2 separate regions of the Mus musculus genome follow, and region 2 is linked to region 1. Evidence: chromatin loops called from intact Hi-C (ENCODE). Cell type or tissue: heart. All regions are shown on one strand.

What was found. A loop is a pair of places that touch in the nucleus more often than their neighbours do. Peaks named below come from ENCODE experiments on the same cell type or tissue, not always from the same donor. Only the 100,000 strongest peaks of a DNase experiment are listed, where the experiment ranks them.
Region 2: a loop joins it to region 1, with 6 times the contacts of the local background. A loop is called at or near these places in 5 of 42 quality-filtered maps.

The regions. Positions count from the first base shown.
Region 1 is chr8:116,977,166-116,985,165 of GRCm38, reverse strand. It overlaps 1700030J22Rik (RIKEN cDNA 1700030J22 gene), which reads left to right and starts at 6,207. Exons shown (of 3, transcript NM_027103.3): 1 at 6,207-6,387. Gcsh (glycine cleavage system protein H (aminomethyl carrier)) reads left to right here. Exons shown (of 5, transcript NM_026572.4): 4 at 1,227-1,358; 5 at 2,440-3,199. The coding sequence ends at 2,537. In heart, CTCF peaks have their summits at 4,793 (motif pointing right) and 6,030; DNase peaks (open chromatin) are centred at 4,805, 6,175 and 6,385; H3K4me3 peaks cover 1,389 bases; H3K27ac peaks cover 920 bases.
Region 2 is chr8:116,861,976-116,869,975 of GRCm38, reverse strand. No RefSeq gene overlaps it. Among named protein-coding and RNA genes, the nearest start is that of Gm51553, 7.7 kb to the left of the region's middle. In heart, CTCF peaks have their summits at 1,045 (motif pointing right) and 3,661 (motif pointing left); a DNase peak (open chromatin) is centred at 6,465; H3K4me3 peaks cover 760 bases; H3K27ac peaks cover 449 bases; H3K27me3 peaks cover 2,316 bases.

The DNA of each region.
Region 1 (8,000 bases):
AAAATGTAGACTCCCTGGGGTCGGCTGCAGCTCAAATCCTGGCGCAGTTCTTTCAGCCTTACCAAGCACCTTGGGTGATGCCCTATGTACACACAATTTAAGGCTCTTTCACAGGCCAGGATGTGTGCCACCATGCATGGCTAGTATGTTTTATTGAGCATAGGCACACTGGTGCTCAGACACACAGCCAGTTTGCCATTCACAATGTGCAGAGTATGCATGTTCACGCTGATGAAGTTATGCCTTTCTTGTACGAACTCAGCTTTGACTATAAATACATTCAGAATTTCTTGGCCTAACTAAATGGGAGGTAACCACTTTGTTACAGTTTGTCTTTAAATTGTTTTATAACTCTGTTTTGAGGGAATGTCAGGAGGACAACTTGCAAGAGATGGTTCTTTCCTTGTACCTTGGTCCTGGGGATTGAACTCAGGTCAGGCTTAACAGCAAGCATTTTTTTTTTTAAAGATTTATTTATTGTTATATGTAGGTACACTGTAGATGTCTTCAGACACACCAGAAGAGGGCATCGGATCTCACTGCAGATGGTTGTGAGCCACCATGTGGTTTCTGGGATTTGAACTCAGGACCTTTGGAAGAGCAGTCAGTGCTCTTACCCGCTGAGCCATCTCACCAGCCCCCAGCAGCAAGCATCTTAATGAACCATCTCAGGAGGCTTTTTTTTTTTCTTTCTTTTTGGTATTTTCTTCATTTACATTTCCAATGCTATCCCAAAAGTCCCCTACACCCTGTCCCCCCACTCCCCCATCTCAGGAGGTTTTAAGTGTTTTGGTTTGGGGTGTTTATTTTGAGGCAGGATCTTCTTTAGCTCAGGCTAGCTTCTTAATTCCCTGTGTAGTTGAGGATGACCTTGAACTCACTCACCTGCCTCTGTCTCTCCAGCACTGATTACAGGTGTCACCACCACACCCATTTTATGCAGTGCTGGGGATTGAACCTAAGGTGTATGCATGCTAAGCAAATGCTCTGTCTACCGAGCTACATAGCTGTTTTTGTTTTTGTCTTGTTTGTTTAGACAGGGTCTCACCATGTATCCCTGGCTGGTCTGGAACTCACTCTAGACCAGGCTGGCTGCAGACTTAGAGATCCTCCTGCCCCTGTCTCAAGCGCTGCGACTAAAAGCATGCGCCACCACTCCTAGACACAATTTGTATTTTAAGTCACTGACTTGATGTTAACTATCTTCTTTCACTGCTTCCTTTTAGAGGAGTTTGGTGCTTTGGAGAGTGTGAAGGCTGCCAGTGAACTCTACTCTCCTCTGTCAGGAGAGGTAACCGAAGTCAATGAAGCTCTTGCCGAAAACCCAGGGCTTGTCAACAAATCCTGTTACGAAGATGGTGAGTTGTTGCTCAGAATTTCATTCCTACAGCAAACTAACCTAGTCAGGTTTGCCTACAGCAGTTTTCTCCATGTTTTAGATGAATGAACAAACAACCTCAAAAGTGTAACCAGGGGTCGTATAGCCAATAAGTGGCAATATTAAGATTTGTTGTTGTGGTTCTCTTTGGCTTGCTACCTTATCCTTTTTCTTTGGGGTTGGATGACTTGAGACAGGGTCTCTACATAGCTCTTGCTGGTCTTAAACTCACAGAGATCCTCCTGCTTCTGCCTCCTAAGTGCTGGGATTAAAGGCCTGCACCACTATACCTGGCTTTCAGTCTTTCCACCACTATTAGCTCTAGTAGTTTATATTTGGTATGCCTTTTAAAAAACATGTATGTGCCGGGCAGTGGTGGCGCACAATTAATCCCAGCACTTGGTAGGCATAGGCAGGGGGATTTCTGAGTTCGAGGCCAGCCTGGTCTACAGAGTGAGTTCCAGGACAGCCAGAGCTACACAGAGAAACCTTGTCTTGAAAAACCAAAAAAAAAAAACCAAACAAAAACATTTATGTGCAGGTGCTCTTAACTGCCTAGCCATCATCTCTTCGGCCCCAAGGTTTTATTTTAAAATACTTTAATTAAAGTTATTTGAGCTGGTCATGGTGGTGTGCACACTTACCTTTAATCCCACTCCCCCTCTGCAGGGAGGCAGAGGCAGGTGGATGTCTGAGTTCAAGGCCAAGCCTGGTCTACAAAGTGAATTCCAGGACAGCTGTTTCTATATAGGGATATTTGAGTGTGGGGGTCTTTAGTGGTCAGAGGAGGACACTGAATTCCCTGGAGCTAGAGTTATAGGTTGTAAGTCACCTGATACCAATGCTCAAAACCAAACTTGGGTCCCGTGCTACAGCGGTATGCTCTCTTAAAAACGGAGCCATCCTTACTCCAGCCCACTAAAGTCTTAGAGCTAAATTTATTGAAGAAAGAATGGATTTATGTTAGGATAACAACATCACTTAAATGAGGGCACTGTATTAATTTTGAATGAATTTGACTTTAAAAGGCAATGTGAACTGAGGTTCTGTTTTGGGTACAGGTTGGCTGATCAAGATGACACTGAGTGACCCTTCAGAGATGGATGAATTGATGAGTGAAGAAGCATATGAGAAATATGTGAAGTCCATTGAGGAGTGACCATGGCACCCCTCTACTCCCAGATCAAACTGGATGTGACGTGCTCCAGCATGCTTGTCTTAAACTAGTGGAGAATAGAGGACTTGAAATAACTTAGCAATACTGATGGAAAGAAACTGTTCTTGACAGTGCTACTTAAGAGCCACCCCCAACTTCCTAAAGGATGCAGATAAACACAGTGTACAGGTTTTTGATAATTGCCATACTAAGTATTTAGACTAGGGGTTAAGCCCTGGTGTTTAGAATTCTGAGGATCGTCTGCTGTGAAACGTGGTTATGAGGCTGGTTTTGGTGACGGACCACCTTCTAATCCCAGCACGCAACAGGCAGATGTTAGTTAGTTCAAGGTCGGTCTACACAACAAGTTCTAGACCAGCCACAGCTACATGGCGAGACCCTACCTACTGGGTATAAGACTTTCATAATTCAAGATAATAGTGGTGTATCTTAGATAATTTTGTTACTTGCCCATATCCACCACTGGATTTGGGTCAGAGATTAGTGTCTTCTCATTGGGAATGCAAGGAAGTGTTGTACAGTGTCAGAGGCAGGAGAGTACTGTCTTTGTTTCACCATGTGCTGTGTTGACTGTTGTTTTCCCACCGTGAAGCACCGGCTTTGCAACACTGCGAAACAAATAAAACATTCATCCTCTTTGTTGATTGTGATTTTTATTTGGATATTAATGTTTTACTTAGTGACTGCTAGTTTTAGAAGGGTTGATTTTAATTATAGGATGTTCCAGTGTCTGGTGCTAGGTATACCACTGAGGTGTACTGTGCCTAACCATGTGAAATGATTAAAGAGAAAAAAAAATAGAAGTCTGGTGTGGTGGTGCACGCCTTTAATTCAGGAGGCAGAGGCAGGCGGATTTCTGAGTTCCAGGACAGTCAGGGCTACACAGAGAAACCCTGTCTTGAAAAACCAAAAAAAGGAAAGGAAAAAAGAAAAGAAAAAAAAAAAGAAATTAGGCCAGGGGCTAGAGGGGTCAGTGGTTAGGAGGGCTTGCTGTTCCTGCTTCTTGCAGACAACCTGGGGGTTGTTTCCAGCACCCATGTGGTAGCTCAAAACCATCCCTAACTCCAGTTCCAGGGGATCTGATGCCTTCTATTTCTGAAGGAATCACAGGCACATAAGATGCTCAAGCTCAGGGCGAGGTTTACCCATGGTTCTCTGTGTGCATTGACCTTTAGAGAGGGGAATAGGTGTCAACTGGTCAGCAGTGCACACGGTGTGTCTGCACATGGTCAACAGTGCACAAGGTGTGTCTGAACTTCCATCCTGTTCAGGTTTCTATTTAGTAGCCATAGACACTAGAACTTTCTGAAACTGGCTTAAACTGTTGTTTACAACTCAAGTGCACTTACTGCCACCGTAGTTTCTGAAAGCTGATATGGCGCACTCTAACGTCAACTATAAAAATGCTGACTGGGAGTTTGGGATTACACATGCACACTGATATGAATGTATAACTGGCTTGGTGTCTCCCAACACTTAGAAGGTGGAGACCAGAAGGTCAGGAGTTCAAGGTCATCTTTTAGCTACAGATCCCATGGCCAGCCTGGGCTCAGATGAGCTCAAATAAAAACAAACTCCACTACCAAACCAAACCCCTCGGTGACACCCCCCACCCTCTCAAGGAAAGTGGGTAGACTGCTCTAGCATATCTCCTCGGACTACAGCATGCAATTCTATACTTATTTGCTTTAGCCTGGCTCTCATGTAGTCCAGGCTGAACTGGAGGGTAGAGAGTCAAGGACCACCTTGACTCCAGAGTTTCCTGCTTTCAACTTCCATGGGCTGGACTAAAGGCATGCACCACCACACCTGGCATACTTTCTTTCTTTGCCATTTTTTCTTTAGTCTTTGTCTATTTTCTTAACATCTTTGAATGTTTTCAAAGAATTAAAACCTCAGAAATATAGTAGGGGGAAGGGGGGGCTGGTGATGGAGAGATGGTTTAGTGGTCAAAAGCTCTGGCTGCCCTTCCAAAAGACCTGGGTTCAGTTCCCAGGATCTGCATGGATGTTTATGAATGCCTCTAACACCAGTTCCAAAGTATCCGATCCCGCTTTTAACCGCCATGGACACCAGGCATGGAAGTAGTGCACCGACACACATTCATCCAGAATGCCAATACACTTAAAAAATAATTAAAGTTAAAAAAAAAAATTGTTCACAAGGTATTAAATCGTAAAACTCCACAAAACAAAGCAACACTTTGGAGGCTGACTATGTTGGGTTTTAGTAGAACCACTAGAGGGCGCCCCACACAGTATCTGGTATGAAAAAGACCAGTGGTATGGAACTGCAGACTCTGCTGCAGCAGACTGGAAAATTTGACCTGCCCCCTTCCCCACCCCCACTTCTGAGCTTTTCTGTGGCTGTTGAAAAGACTTGTCTACCTTCGGTTGTAAAGATCATGGTTGAGTGGCCAGGTCTGGTGGCATGTGCTTGTAATTCCAGCATTCAGAGACAGAAGGAAGCTGTTGGAGGCCAGACTAGACGTCATAGTGAAAGCCTACCTCAAAACACCGAGGAACGGAGACACATCTTGGTGACAGACTCGCTGTCTAGCAGGCGAACCTAGAAAACAATGAAAGAGTGTGTCTTTATGACTGTCCAGTATGAACATGGTGTACATACATATACACAGGCAGAACACTCATACGCATAAATCCAAAAATACATAGAAAATTTTAGAAATATGTGTCATAGCCCATTAGATACGCTGGTATAGCAATATAATTACAATATCTATCATATATGCTTGTTAAAGTATTTCCCTCATATATATGGGGGAAATAACAAATATTCACAGTCTAGAAGAGGACTTTGTTCCAACTTCATGTGTCATATACATCACATCTTTAGAGGCCGTTAATGCTATAAATCTATGCTATCGATTGTATATATGCTATACTGTATATATATTATATAATGCTATAAGTGTAAAAAGTAGTAATTCTTAGCCATTTTTTCCAAAAGCCTTTGACTCAGCCTGCTTTTGGAGACTTGTTTTCTTAATACTTTTTAAACCAGAAAGCAAAGGGACCTTGGAACTAGACATGAGTTGGGCACCAAGGGCAGCATAGTGGAGAAGTGGGCGGCCCCCTCGCGAGAAACTGCTGCTTCTGCCCCACTAAAGTGGGCAGCACCAAAAAGAACAAAACCAGAAATCCTTCCTGTCAGCAGGTGTGGAAGCCCACGCCCTCGATCCCTTCAATGTTGATTTAGGACATCGAGGAAGGAGGGTTGCCATGAGTTCGAGACCGCACCAGGCTACAAAACAAGGAAGACTCGGTCTCAAAATTATGCAACTAGGAATGAGTCGTCCCGCGAAGTTCTGCTCTCGCTTTCAACACGGGATCCCAAGAAGGAAGGGACGATTCTGCCCAAAGGAAGAAGTGGCCAAATCTCCAGACACTGTTTGTGTGGCCTCTGAGGCATTCCTTCTAGAAGGCAAAAGGCTGTTGCAGCGCAACTTGGCCGCCCAACGTCGCCAGTGCCTGCGAAGCTCTCGAAGCGTCTGGCAACGCGGCACCTAGCAACCACGCACAGAGCGACGGGAATGCTCCTTAGCCCCGCCCTCAGAGGGGACTCCGCCCTTGAGCTGGTTTGTTGCGGGGTTACGTCACTTCCGGCATGCCTGCACCTAGGCCCGCCTCCGACGCGGCCGTAACCTAGGGCAACAGCCCGGCTCTTGGGGGCCGCGACTTGCCGCTCCGGACCTTCCTTACCTCGCGGCCCCGTAGGAGCGTCTGAGTGGCTGTGGCCACGTCCTCACCCCGGGGAACACTCCCTAGACACTTCACGGGCGGCAGAGCCGCGGAAGGAAGCAATCTTCAGGGTGGGTAAGCGAGACGAAGATGGGGTACGGTTCTGGGGTAGCCTGGACTGGGCGGGGCCTAGGGAGCCGCTTGGGCCTCAGGGAGGAGCCGTTTGATAGGCGTGGTCTGTGGGGGCGTGGTTGAGGTTTCAATGGAAGGAGCTTGATGCAGCCCTCTTGATCTTCTGAAGGAAGGGTAAACTCTCAGCTTGTAGCGTGTAGGGAGCCTCTTGGAGGGAGGGAAGGAACTTATGCGGCATGAAGGAGTGTGCAGGGACTATTAGTAAAAGGGAGAAACCAGGTGGGAAGGCGTGGGCGCGAGATTCCGTCTGCCGTGAGCCTTGGGAGCCCTCAGAAGGCCATCCTTTCAGGACCCAGCCCTTAGTGAATTCAGAGAGCCGGAAAAAAAGGGGCGGAATGAAACCCCGTCCAAAACAGAAATCTAGAACCTAGGCAAAAATGAAAAAGGGCACGAGTTGGAAATGGTTGACATAGAAATGGCACACGCCCTACCCTGCAAGTGGAATTATTGGCTGTTGTAAGTTGCTATGTGGGTGCCAGGAACGAACGTGGGTCTTTGGCAAGAGTAGCAAGTGCTCTTAACTGCTGAGCCATTTCTCCAGCCCTCAGTCACCTTATTTTTATTTATTTATTTATTTATTTTTTTTTTTTTGAGACATGTTCTCTCGCTGAACCCAGAGTTCACTGATTTGGCTAGCCTGGCTAGCTGGCAAGCTCTAGGAATCCTCCTGTCTCTGCTTCCTGGCGCTGGAATTAAAGGCTTTCATTCATTATAGCAATTGGCTTTTTGTGTGGGTACTGGGGCCCTTAACTCTGTTTTCTCTACCTGTGTGGCAAGCACTGTATGACGGAGCCATCTTCTTTCTCAAGCCCATTCGAGAAGAAATGCATGGGCTTGTAAGCCAGGAAGCCTAACCTGAAAATGGTAAGCTTCAGGCTCACTGAGAAACTGTCTCAAGGGACTAAGGCAGGTGAGGAAGAGAGCAGGGGTACCTGATGTGCACACCATGTGTGTAAAAACACGAGTTTAAGAAAATGGAAAAATATGGGCTGGAAAGATAGCTAAGGAGTTTAAGAGCACTGGCTGCTCTTGCAGAGGGCCCAGGTTCAATACCCAGAACCTACATGGTAGCTCATGACTAACTCGAGTTCAGAGGATCCAATGCTCTTCTCTGGTCTCCTAGCATGCAGGGCTCGCAGCCTGCGGTACACAGACATGCTGGCAAAACATCCATACATATAAAAAAAATTTTTAAATAAGGAAAGAAAGGTAGCAATACAGACCTCCTGCATTCTAACAGAACAGTAAATTGGTATATAATTTGTGAGAAATCACAAGCGAGCCATTTAAGTACTTGGCTTAATCCCAGCACTTAAGAAACAGAGGCAGAGCCGGGCATTGTGGCGCATGCCTTTAATCCCAGCACTTGGGAGGCAGAGGCAGGCAGATTTCTGAGTTCGAGGCCAGCCTGGTCTACAAAGTGAGTTCCAGGACAACCAGGGCTACACAGAGAAACCCTGTCTCAAAAAACAAAACAAAACAAAATAAAAAAACAAAAAAAGAAGCAGAGCCAGAAGGATTGCTCCAAGTTTAAGGCCAGCTCTGTCTCAAA
Region 2 (8,000 bases), 120 kb after region 1:
ACCAGGCTGGTCTGGAACTCAGAAATCCACCTGCCCCTGCTTCCCGAGTTCTGGTTTTAAAGGCATGCATTACAGCAACCAGCAAATAAATATAATCTTAAAAGTTAAAGCTTGGGTTCTTTCATTTGTTTGTTTTGCTTTGCTTTTTGAGACAGGGTCTCACAATGTAGCCCCGAGTAGTCTAGAGATTACTCTGCAGGCTAAGCTGGTTTTGATCTCACAGAGATCCACGTAGCCTCTGCCTCCCAAGTCCTGGGATTAAAGACAAAATGTTTAAAAAAAGCAACACCAAACAGGTGATGGAAGGGATGAGTTTCTAACCCCAGGAGGGTGTTCAGGGACCACTTTTGTGATACTGTGTCGTTAGAAATCCGAATGATGGGAAGGTTGGAGGCAGGAGAATTCTGGGCAGAGGGGCCAGTGTATGTAGGAAGGAGTGGAGTGAAGGTAGCAAGCTGGCAGTCACTTTAACAGTGAGTTGTTCCTGGGCAGACTGGACACCACTCTCCCAACCCTGCTGGGGACTTCTTTTCTCTACCTTGTTTCTGACAGCACATTCAGTGCGGAGGAAGGATTGGCCACTTCCTCCTCTGTTGCAAGTTCCCAGGTACCGGGTTCTCTCCTTTTGTGCGTTCATCTGTAGCAGTGACATTGAAACTTATTAATATTTCTAGGATGGATCCGTGGGCTGGAGGTAGACCAATCTAAGGGTCACAACAACTCAGCCAGGACAACTGCAGGACTGGAACTAGATACAATCCGGAGCTTTATATGTGGTCTCCTAAAAATACTCAAGGGAAGTAAATTTATAACCTATAGCCATGTTCCCTAAAATTCCCAAAGAGATTTAAATGCTGTACAACCATCCATCCATCCATCCATCCATCCATCCATCCATCCATCCATCCACTATGTCTGCCCCAACAAAAATGAAGGATATTTTCCTTCTCCTTCAGTATGCGGTGAACTCAATAACACTCATCCTGTTTTTCCTCCAAAGATTTATCTTTACTTGCCAGTGCACGCACATGTACATGTGTGCCCACACAGTCCAGCAGAGGGCATCAGATCCACTGGATCTTCATTGGTAGCACGGCAGGGCAGTGGCTCTTAACCAGCGAGTGGTCTGTCCAGCCCTCACTAATACCTCTCCTCTAACCCTCACTGGTGGAGAGAGAGCCCATGTGGTGAGAGATGAGGCCCTGGGTGAGCCACCTTCTGAGATGATCTGTCAGTCAAGCTCTCCAGGGCCTCCAGCCCCACAGGAAGGCATCCTGAGCCTAAGGACTAAGGACAAGACACCTAGAGCCACAGAAACCGAGCTAAGCTTCTCTGAAGTCCCTGATCTGCAGGAAGCCGGAGATAATAAATCCTCATTGTTTTAGTCTTGGGGTAGCTTGCTTCGCAGCTGCAGATGACTGAGTCTGTCTCCTTCTCTGATTTTGCTTTCCTCATCCTATGGAATTGTCCTCAATCTATCAGCTTGTTTCTTGCCCCTGCCACTTTCCCAGACTCCCCCACCCCTCACTCCCACTGTATCCATGCCCCCTCCGGTAAGCTCTTCTTACTTTTATTTTTTTTTTAAATTATTTATTTATTATATGTAAGTACACTGTAGCTGATTTCAGACTCACCAGAAGAGGGCGTCAGATCTCATTATGGATGATTGTGAGCCACCATGTGTTTGCTGGGATTTGAACTCAGGACCTTCGGAAGAGCAGTCAGTGCTCTTAACCACTGAGCCATTTCACCAGCCTCTTACTTCTATTCTGTTTAGCTTATTCTATTGCAAATCCCTGTTCTTAGTTCTCTGGTTCTTCCAATCATTGTCTGATCTCCCCAGTAAGACTCCAGGAGTGAGGATGATGTGCGGGAGAAAAGAAGCGTAATCAATGTTAACTTTTTTTTTTTTAAGTGGGGGAGGGAACACCTCAAACATTCATCCATGAGTCAACTTTTTTCCCTATTACGACTTAGTATCAAAACTGTCAATGTCCTCAATGTAAGTCTGTATTTTATTCTAAAATCCCATCCCACTGTGGGAGACCCCAGTGTTTCTCTCCTTCCCTTTCTCCTTCTCTCCCTCCCGCCTCTCTTTCTCTTGCTGATTCTAGGGGACTGAATTTAGGGCCCTCGTGCCTCCTAGGCAGGCATTCTGCAGCTGAGCTGTATCTCCAACCCTATTGTCCCATTTTTAAAGGAGAAAATGGAGGCTCCAAGAGTTAAATCATTTGCCCAAAGTTGCAGAGCTATGAGAGAAGACCAAACGTCAAAGGTCTGCATAACTAAAAGCCCAGGGCTCAAGTCACGCTTCTTACTTCTGGCTGATGTTTAACAAAGCCACAGGGCCGACTGGCCACAGGTTCCCTGCCAGCCAGGACACTTAAAAGTCCCTGTTCCCTAATCTGCCGTGGGCCCGGAAAAGATTCAGGATATCCTGGGTAATGAACTCATGGTGGCCTTGCTCTTCCTTCAACCCCAGGCAGAATCTGCGCGTGGAAAATTCCAGGAAAGTCTTTACTGGGGAGTGAAATCTAATGTGCTGGGCAGGACCATTTGCGACTGAAATGGGCGCCTCACTGCCTCATCTGAAAGGGAAACCTTTCCTACCCCCAGGTCTGACAGGGAAAAGCAGCCACCTTTGGTAGCTGGGTCATGTTCGGAGCTTCGGGAAGGGCATGTGGTTTAAAAACAATAATAGCCTCGGAGCTGCTCCTCCCCCCTCCTCCTCCACCCCTCCCCCTCCTCCTTCTCCCCCTCCTCCCCCTCCTTTAATATAACAATTATGAAAGTAGCACAATAGAGCACAGGGGGAAATTACTCTTTAACGGTGCCCGATACACTCATGCACCGACTGGGGTCCTTGCGTTCGGATGGATCCTTAGATCCCCAGTTGGGCCCCAGATGTTGAAATCTCTAGTGCTCAAGATCTTGTTTTTGCCAGTAGAACCCACCCTGTCCGCAGCCAGGACTCTGTTCCAGGATCTAGGAGTTTCCTCTGTTCTCCCTCCACCAGTCCCGCTGGCTAGACTTCTTGAGGATATGGAGTCTTTGCCACGTGCTGTTTGTGTCTCGGTGTAATCTGCAATGCCATTGTCTGCTCCTCTCTTCTCCCTCCTCCCTCCTTTTTTTCTCTCCCACTTTGTCCTGTGGCTTCCTGGAGCCATTGCAGAATACTCCCGGAAGCAGAAACAATTTCTTTCAGGAGTAATTCCAGTAGGTGGACCGTCCATCTGTATATCTGGGCCAATGGCATTTCAGTGGGTATGGTTTACTCAGAGCCCGAGCAGAATCTTCCGTGAGCTTGCAGAGCTGGGCTGTCTGTCTCTTGCTTTCCCTGCAGAGTCAAGCTCTGACTGTCTCTTGCTATCCTGTCTTCTGCCTTATCCTGTTTTACAAGATTAGTAAGCCACAGTGTGGCTGTTCCTTCTACCTTCCTTCTATCTGAGTCTCGGAGTAAGAGGCTCCTGGAGCCATGCTGAACATACCTACCTCAGCAGCTAACTTAAGTGCAAGAAATAAGCTTTCAAGCAAATCTAGGGGTTGAAGAGATAACTAGTTTAGCTTGGTGGTTAAGAGCACTTTGTATTCTTATGGAACATCTGGGTTGAATCGGCAGGCACAACTGTTTGCAGTTCCAGGATCTCCGACGCCCCCTTCTGGCCATGTCCGGTACTGCGCACATGTGGTGTCCATCAAAGCAGACAAGACGCCCATACACGTCTTGTCTAATAAAATAAAATTAACAACAAAATACAGTTATATTTATTTATTTTGTATATGTCTCTCTCTGTGTGTAGGTTTCTCTCTGTGTGAATTGGTTTTCTCCTCCCACTATTTGAGGCTCTGAGGTGGATCTCAGGTCTTTAGCTTCGCTCTAAGTGCCTTGCTAACACCGTTCCAGTAGTTTTTAGTATAGAGTTCTAATGTATGGAAAAAACGCAATTCAAGGCAGAGGTTATGTCTATTATACTCTGTCACACTGATGGAGTCTATCTGCCGAGGATGTGATGACGGATGTTCACAGAATGTGGAGAAGAACTTGACAAGGGTCTGGAGACCCCGCTGTTCACCCCTTACCTCTTCCAGCTTCTGTGACTCGAGTCTCTGTTCACTCCTATGTTGTCATCATCATTTGCAATGATGGAGGAAGACGTTAGGTGGATCTGATGTGGCTAGTACTTCTATGCCTAACCTCTCTGTCCAGAGGGGTCTTCCAAGAAGTTGATTTTGTATTCACTTGATGTGGTCGGGTGTGGAGGCGGGGTTCTTGCCAGGATCATGGGAGGGGGCATCTAGATTGTATCCCAATACCCCACAGTTACTGGAACAGATGGCGTTTGCAGTGCTTGGTATCAGTGTGAAGAGCTCACTGTATTGGAGGGAAGGCAGACATGGGAATGAAGTAATTTTATCTCAATAAATCTCGAGTCCCTGAGAACATAGCTTTTCTACCTTACAGGAACACCCCAGAACACACACTTAGATGGTTAGTTATTACCCCGGGTTTTGCTGCTCTTTACCTAGGGTTATGTAGTTTCTTTCCTCTGGGTCTCCATCTCCATCTCCATCTCCATCTCCATCTCCATCTCCATCTCCATCTCCATCTCCATCTCCCTCTCCCTCTCCCTCTCCCTCTCTCTCTCTCTCTCTCTGCCCCCCCTCTCTGTCTATCTCTGTCTCTTTGTCTCTCTGTTTCTCTCCCTGTCTCTCTCTGTCTCCGTTTCTGACTTTGTCTCTCTCTGTATGTCTCTGTCTCTCTCCCTTTCTCTCTCTGTCTCCATTTCTGACTCTGTCTCTGTCTCTCTCTGACTCTGTCTCTCTCTGTCTCTGACTCTGTCTCTCTCTATCCCTCTCTGTCTTTGTTTCTCTCTGTCTCTGTTTCTCTCTGTCTTCGTTTCTGACTCTGTTTCTGTCTCCATCTCTGTCTCTACCTCTCTTTCTCTTTGCAGTGAGAAATACAGCTCTCACGAGGCCCGAGTGACCCTTATAAACAGCTTCCTGTGTTCTCTTCCTAGAGGCAAGCCAGATGGGAAACCATATAACCAGAGGCTAGTGTCCTGGCACTGATGCTGGGATATACTAAGACTTCCCAGGCTTACTTGAAATCATGCTGTTAACAGCTTTCAGCCTTTGGCACAATGAGTCCCTCTGGAAATCTCAGTGAAGGTACGGGCACTATTCTTCAGAAATGTGTTCTATCACACATACTCTTTGGGGAGGTTCACGGAGCTCTAGGAAACCATCCATGGAACACTAGGTTCAGCTCTCAAACATTAAATGTGTCATCTTGCCAAGAAAACCCAGACCAGCATCCACTGCCCTGTGCGGTGTGTGGATGGCCACTACCCACTCTTCCTGTATGGTCCCTTCTCTGCCTTTCACCCATTTGTGACCAACCTTTCTTTCTTATGGGCACATTCCATGCTAGGCACCTTAAAGGTGTTGGAACTCAGGTTGTCAGGCCAGCTGGCCTCTTATTTTTTTATTTCGATACCAATAACCCACAACATACATCTTTAGGCACTGGACAGGAGGCCAAAGTATCTCATAAGGAATACTGCAGGAAGGAGGCGTTCCCTCAGGACTCTGTCTAGGATGACATAAACACTGGAGACCAGCTGTCCATCATGAAAAGCCTGGCCTGCAGGGACCAGAGGAGCCCCACCAGGGAACTTCTTCCGAACCTCCATTTTTCACCAGGCACACCCCAATTGCAGTGGACTGTCAGGCACTCACACACGTGTTGCTTTCTCTAACATCTCCACCGTGAGGCTGAGGTGAAGATAGCATCTTCATTAAAAAGAAAGAAAGAAGCCGTGCATGGTGGTGCACGCCTTTAACCCCGGCACTCGTGAGGCAGAGGCAGGTGGATTTCTGAGTTCGAGGCCAGCCTGGTCTACAAAGTGAGTTCCAGGACAGCCAGGGCTACACAGAGAAACCCTGCCACGAAATAACAAAAAAAAAAAAAAAAAAAAAAGAAAGAAAGGAAGGAAGGAAGGAAGAAACAAACAGAGACTCCCAGGTGTCACTGATTCGTCCAAGGACAAGGGCTGGAAAGAGCCAGAACCTTTGGGACAAATCCAGCAGCTTCCTAGTCTTCTAGCAGGTGCTCTGAGCCACCCGGACCCGGAAGGACCTGGGCTTGTGCTGTGGCCATGAGGATGTCCCTAGGCCATGGAAATCAGAGGGGACCTGGACTGAAGAGGTCAGGGCCCCAGAGTCTCCGCGAGGGTCTAGTCTTCTCCAAGGTGAAAGGAGAGGTCCGTGGGGCTACCGCAGTAGGCGGGAGGAAGACGGTTGGTCCTCTTTCTCGAAGCCTGGCCTCCATCTGCAGGGGATGTCCCGCCAGGAAGCAAGCGGGTTGGAAGGAGCCCACAGCCCTTGGCGCCCGCAGAAAAACCTGGCGCGCAGCCCGCCTGGCTCCCTCCGCGGCTTCTGCTCCGCTTCAGGCTGCGCGGTAGCGCTGGCTGCAAACCCGACCGAGAAAGTAGGTCAGCCTGCGGCCAGCAGCCTCCTGGACAGGTTCCTGCCTCTCCGGAGCCCGGGCTCCCTCCCCTGCCAAGCCTCCTCCTCTGCTGTTCCCTCCGGCCTCGGCTCCATCAATCCCAGGCAGCCAGTCACCACCTTTGGGGAGGCAACGCACTTGTGTGAAGAAAAATCAAAAGATGCAATAAACTTCACACTGGAGAAAACCAAAAATCTCACTACGGAGAAGAAAGTACCATAGTTAACAGAGAACGGACATCACGCAGGTGTATCTTATTGTATGGGTATATGCAGTTAGAGGAAAAGAATAACTATCTTATTAAAACGAGACTTAAAATAGGTGCTTTTAAGATAAAAAAAAAAGAATCACTTTAGAAATTTTATTTGGATCCAAGAAACTACAGTGAAATGGGAAGAATTGTTGAATTTTAAGTAAATTAATTTTACTACAGGATGTACAATAAAATATTCTTTATTCCTTTGAGAAGGACTCAAAAAGAAAATGGAGAAGGGGGAGGAGACAGAAAGGGGTGAATTAAGTGGTTGGAGATTTTTTTTTTTTTTTAAAGCTCAGGGTTTCAATTTTAGCTAGTTAATTAATTCCTGCTAGGGAATCAGAAAGCGTTTAGCACGAATCTTTCCTCCCTCCCCTTCTTTTGCTTCTTGATTTGTAAGTTATATTATGGTTACTTTTAATTTTTCACTTTTATATCATCAATGTTGAGTTTCATAAATGTATTTCCCATCCTTCTTTACTGTTGGTTATTTACTTATCTGTATTTTTAAAAAGACAGGCTGGCCTTGAACCTCTGTCCTTTTGCCTCCACTTAAATTTTCTTTTAATTATTATTTTTATTCTATGTGTATGGGTGTCTTGCCTGCACATATGTCTGTGCACCATGCATTTGTCTGGTGCCAGCAGAGGCTAGAAGAGGGTATTGGATACCCTGGAACTAAAGTTATAGACCACCGTGTCCTCTCCCTCTCCTTCCCTCTCCTCTTCCTCTCTCCCTTCTCTCCCTCCCTCTCTCCCTCTCTGGTTCTCTTGCTCTCCTGCTGCTTGGTTTTAGAGGTCAAAGGACAAGTTGGCACAGCCTTGTTGGCAAGGGCTTTTACCTACCTGAGCCATGCCAAGGGCTCCATAATCTGTGTTTAGACACACGCCTTATCACTCACCCTCAGTTTTTGTTTTGTGTGGTGGATGCTGTTGTGGTTTGCGAAACAGGCTCTCGTGAAGCCCAGGCTGGTTTTAGATTTGCTATATAGCTAAGGAGGACCTGGAACTTCTAATCCTCCTGCCTCCACCTCTGAGTGCTGGAATTCTGGGTGTTTATCAGCATCCCAGGTTTCCCCTGTTTGTATTCCTGAGACTCTGACTCTCTTCTCCCCCCCCCCCCAACCCCCCAAAGACAGAGTTTCTCTGTGTAGCCCTGGCTGTCCTGGAATTCACTCTGTAGACCAGGCTGGCCTCGAATTCAGAAATCTGCCTGCCTCTGCCTCCCAAGTGCTGG